Linked DNA regions of Homo sapiens: region 2 is linked to region 1. A link is a loop called in an ENCODE intact Hi-C map of the cell type or tissue named here. Cell type or tissue: B cell. All regions are shown on one strand. Region 1 overlaps CDYL (chromodomain Y like). Region 2 overlaps CDYL (chromodomain Y like).

Evidence for each region. Hi-C counts contacts between places; a loop is a spot of excess contacts. Peaks named below come from ENCODE experiments on the same cell type or tissue, not always from the same donor. Only the 100,000 strongest peaks of a DNase experiment are listed, where the experiment ranks them.
Region 2: it touches region 1 in a loop (1.9-fold over the local background); 2 of 110 quality-filtered maps call a loop at or near these places.

What each region holds. Positions count from the first base shown.
Region 1 is chr6:4,883,543-4,886,042 of GRCh38, forward strand. All of the region lies in intron 1 of CDYL (chromodomain Y like), which reads left to right. Among named protein-coding and RNA genes, the nearest start is that of CDYL, 110 kb to the left of the region's middle. In B cell, no CTCF peak of the experiment used is centred here; a DNase peak (open chromatin) is centred at 1,319; H3K27ac peaks cover 1,067 bases.
Region 2 is chr6:4,788,349-4,790,848 of GRCh38, forward strand. All of the region lies in intron 1 of CDYL (chromodomain Y like), which reads left to right. Among named protein-coding and RNA genes, the nearest start is that of CDYL, 13 kb to the left of the region's middle. RefSeq lists an enhancer at 376-920. In B cell, CTCF peaks have their summits at 1,080, 1,280 and 1,485; a DNase peak (open chromatin) is centred at 1,043; H3K4me3 peaks cover 486 bases; H3K27ac peaks cover 550 bases.

The DNA of each region.
Region 1 (2,500 bases):
TGAGTGCCACCTGACTGGTGGAGCAGGCAAACAGGATAGATTGGACTGACCACTGTCAGGCAGTTCTTCCAAAAACAAGGGCAAGACTCAGTGATTGAACTGAGCTGTAGACCTTTAAGAGCCATAGCCATCTAGAAAGCTCTGTTGAAGGCACTGTCAGCCTATGCCCCTATGATGCAGGGCTCACTGGTAATTGTAAGCAGCACTTTCCAGGACCAATGCAACACTGAGACTGCACTCTCCCTCTGTGAAGGGCAGGTATTATCTCCCTTGTCTTCCTCCTAGAAGCATAGTGACTTGCACCTTAGCAGTGATCATCAGAGAACTTTGAGTATGTAAAGAAAAAAACTCCATCAGATCCTGTAGTCCTCATAGAACAGTGGCAAACTCTCCAAAATGAGTCTACCCTTGAGTATCTGGGGCAGCCCCCCAGAGGGATCATTGACTCACCATGTGTGTGCATCCTACAAGTAGCTTTCCCCACTGTGAGAGCCATAGACATGGTGGTAGGAAATTTGTCCATGACGTTCTCTAAAGTGATCCATAAAAGCATCTGGAAGCATTCATTAATGGATGATAGGATTGCTGTAGATTTCCTCCTTTGGGCCAAGACACAGTTCGTGCAATTGCTAACACATCTTGTATTATCCGTGTCAGTGGCCCCAACCAAAAGGAAATGTCCAGAAGCTTCAGGAGAAAGCCACGTGGCTTGCTAAGGTGGACCCTGATGTTTTATGGTATTGCTTTAGCTGGCTGGGTCCAGGATGCCGGGAAGCATGGTTAAGGTCAGGATTTTAGTTTGGCTCATCATGATAATTGGAGTCCTGTTGATAGCAGCTTTTATTAGATGTGTGAGACAAATTGAGTGGATTTGGTTCCAGCCTGTATTAGATTGATCAGAGTAGCTAATGGAGTGGATACTCAGAGGGAAATTTGACAGAAGCCGAGACAGTATAAATACAAGGAGTGGGTCTTGTTGGGAGAGAGTTCTCCAGGGATCTTTTGCATTTCTGTATGTCTCTGGAAAAGAGAGTGAGCGCATTTGTGGTGGACTGTCTTTTCAGTAGTGTTGGTGTAAGCAGTTAGCCTCGGAGACAAGATAGTGTCTCCAGGCCATAGGTAAGTTTGTTTACTGCGCTGTAGGATAAAGATGGGATGTGGGCAGGCATGCCCATTATAAGCATTTGGGATCCCCAAGCTCAGGGATCCTTTCTTGTAATGTAACCTATTGTTCCAGCAGTTTTTACCTGACTGTCTTTGTATTGCCCTGTAGGAATTACAGGCTCAGGTAACCGGTACAAGCAATGCTAATAGGCTGACAGCTGCTCCTGCTGTGGGTAGGAAAAGCGGTAGTCCCCGTTTACCCTTTAAGCTTTCACTTTCCACAGTTTCAGTTACCCGTGTTCAACCATGGCCCAAAAATATTAAATGGAAAATTTTAGAAACTATTTATAATTTTTTTTTTCTTTGAGGCAGGGTCCCACTCTGTCACCCAGTCTGGAGTGCAGTGGTGTGATCACAGCTCACTGTAGCCTAGACCTCCTTGGCTCAAGTAATCCTCCTACCTCAGCCTCCCAGGTAGCTGGGATTACAAGTGTACTCCACCATGCCCAGCTAATTTTTTTATATTTTGTAGAGATGGGGTCTTGCTATGTTGTCCAGGCTGGCCTCAAACTGCTAGGTTCTAGCAATGCTGCCACCTCAGCTTTCCAAAGTGCTGGGATTACAGACGTGAGCTACTGTGCCCAGCCAATTCATTATTTTAACTTGTGTACCGTTCTGAGCAGGGTGATGAAATTTTATGTTGTCTTGATGTGTCTTGCCCAGGACGTGAATTGTTCCTTTGTTCAGTGTCTCCATGCCATAGATGCTACCACCTCATTAGTGACTTAGTAGCTGGTTCAGTTATCAGATGGATCAGAGTGCATATAGGGCTGGGTTTTATCCGAGGTTTCAGGCATTGGCAGGGGGTCCTGGAGTATATCCCCCACTGATAAGGGGTGACTGTTACACTGTTTCTCTGATGAGGACTCTTGTCTTCTGCCAGCATCCATGAAAATGTCAAAAACAAGTTATAGCTTGGTAGTTTGCAAGCAGGTAAAATCTCAGACCCTTCAAATTTCCTTTTGTCTCTTGCGAAAAGTTCTTTTAGCTCTTATTCTTCTGAAAGTGTCTTTATTTCACTTCCCCCTTTCTTTAAACTGCTTTTTTGAGATTAACTCACATACCAGTTTACCCATTTAAATTAGAGAATTCAGTGGCTGTTAGCATATACAGTTTTGTGTCCGTCACCACAGTTGAGTTTTGTACATTTTCATCACCTCAAAAAGAAATCTAGTATCCATTAGCTATCATCTTCCTATTTACCCCTGTTACCTTCCCCCCAGGCCTAAGCAGCCACTAGTCTATTTTCTGTCTCTATAAAATGGCCCATTCCGGTTATTTTTTATAAATGGCATCATGTATGTGACTGACTTCTTTTACATAGCGTAAGGTTTTT
Region 2 (2,500 bases), 95 kb before region 1:
TGGTGGTGCCTGTAGTCACAAGTACTCGGGAGGCTGAGGCAGGAGAATCACTTGAACCCAGGAGGTGGAGTTAGCAGTGAGCCGAGATCACCTCACTGCACTCCAGCCTGGGTGACAGAGTGAGACTCTGTCAAAAAAAAAAAAAAAAAAAAAAGGCTTTTCAGTAGTGGAGCAGGTCTCTGTGAAGAAAAGTGCTTCCCTTAGAGTTTGAAAAGGAACCCTTGGGGCAAATAAGGACGTCCCTAGGCCCTGAAGGTGGGTCAGGAACTCTCAAAGATTGAAACACCACCCCTCCCCCACCATATTCCTGAGCCCTCACTCTCCTGGGTCACTGGGGTGGGAACTGTAAGGATGGAAATTCCAATCCTTTCTGTGCTTCCCCACCACCATTCGGCAGCAGAAGTGTGTAATTCATATCTAGTGTGACCCGTGTTTCTCCGGAATTTGTGGTCTGCCTGTCGAACAGCCAGCCCCCTTCCCACCCCACCTGTTAGGATCCCCGCAGGCTTTGCTCTGCTGTTCTGGGATGAAGGATGTTGCTGCTTCCTCCATTGTGCCAGGTGGACCAGCCTCTGGCCCTGTCCCTCAAGGTGAAGCTATGTGAGTTAGAGCCCTCCCTGTCTTGTAGCTACATGGCGGGCCAGGTGCTGCTCCTCCTGGCTTTACATTCTGTCCCGGGAATAGCCAAGCCATACTGCTTCATGCAGAAGCTCCTGGTTTTCGTGTTTTTTGTTTGTTTGTTTTTGAGACAGGGTCTTGCTCTGTTGCCCAGGCTGGAGTGCAGGGGCATGATCTCTGCTCACTGCAGCCTCTGTCTCCTGGGCTCAGGTGATCTGCCTACTTCAGCCTGCCGAGTAGCTGGAACCATGGGTGTGCACCACCGTGCCTGGCTAATTTTTGTATTTTTAGTAGATACGGGGTTTCGCCATGTTGGCCAGGCTGGTCTCGAGCTCCTGGGCTCAAGCAATCTGCTCCTTAGCCTCCCAAGGTGCTGAGATTGCAGACGTGACCTGCCGCGCCTGGCTGCTCCTGGGTTTCAGTTGCGCTTCTCTCCCCTAGTGGTGTCTCTGGGCACGGTGGGCCCTCCGCACCACATCTGTCTTGCTGGGCCGGTTTTATTTCTGTTTCCCTGGCCCTGGCAGCCTCCCCGCCCTAGGCATCTCCCCCACTCCCAGTGGGCAGGAACTCCAGTGATTCAAACTTAAATGGCTGCTACCCAGTACAGTCCTTGAGGAGCTCTGCAGTGCTCTGTGAGCTTTTGAGGGGCCATGTGCATCAGAAAGCACCTGCCACTAAAAATTGTTGTAGAATCAGTTATCTGAACTCTGGGTTCAGCGTTGTTCCCAAATGACTTTGCTCTGTTTCCCTAGCTCTCCTGCCTTTGGCCCTATCTGGCTCTTTCCCACCTACTCTGGGTGTTACTCTTCTCACCTGCCCCTGGGTAGGGCCCCCGCAGCACTCCATGGAGTAATGGGGAGTTGAACCATTCAGAGAAGTGTAGTTTCCTGTTCTTAATGAAAGACATCAGGTGAACAATAAAATCCTCCTGTTCCTCTAAAACAAATCGCCTTTCAGACGACAGAAAGCTGCCCTTTATGCCTTTGTGCTCCCCCTTCCCTGTGGGTTATTTGTCCTTGCTGGAGAATGGGTTTTCTCTCCTGCTGTACATCATTGAGGACATCATCCTGTCAGGGTTTTGCTAGGCTGGTGTTGTGTGGATATTGATAATGATAAAAAGCAACAAGCATATAGGAAGATTTGCTGTTCTCCTCAGTTATCTCTTTTGGATATATGCTGTATTAGCAAGAAGCTATTTACTCTTTCAGTAAGTGTTTGTTAAGGGTGGTGGTATTTGAAAGCCTTGAGTTTATAAAGTACTAATGAAACCTTTTAAATACGAAGACAGCTTTTTACTTAACAAATGTATAGTGAGCAGTTAACAATGGGACTTAATACTATGTGTAAGTGACCTTTTGCATGCTGTATAAAAGCTTGTCAGAGTTCAGGAGGTGTTACTGCTGTGGTTTTGGGTTTGCTTGAGAACATTAGATGTTATTTTTCTCCAAGACACATACTAGTGACCTTAACAACAACAAACTCATTTTTCTTGGTATGAGGACTAGAGTTAGGAGAATTTCTGAAGCGCTTTTGGAAAGTAGGCGGACATTTGAGTTCCTCATCTGCCTTTTCCCCTGGTCATCATACATGGGATCATTAAGCAGAACACAGAGCAGACTTGACTAAAGCAATGACATTTTGTAATGTAGCTTATGGAAGTAGAATAGGAAGGCTCAGCTAATTACCTGTAATTTCAAAGGCAGCCAGTAGGTTTCCTGTGTACAGCACCTTGGAAATCTTTTGTATGGACCCAAAAATGAGTGACTAATTACAGAATAGAAAATGAATAAGCTTTGTACGAGGTTAAGCAAATTTGCAGGAAGAATGTATTTAATGCATCATCATGGAAAGCAATTTTTGACTGTCATCAACGATTTCAAGT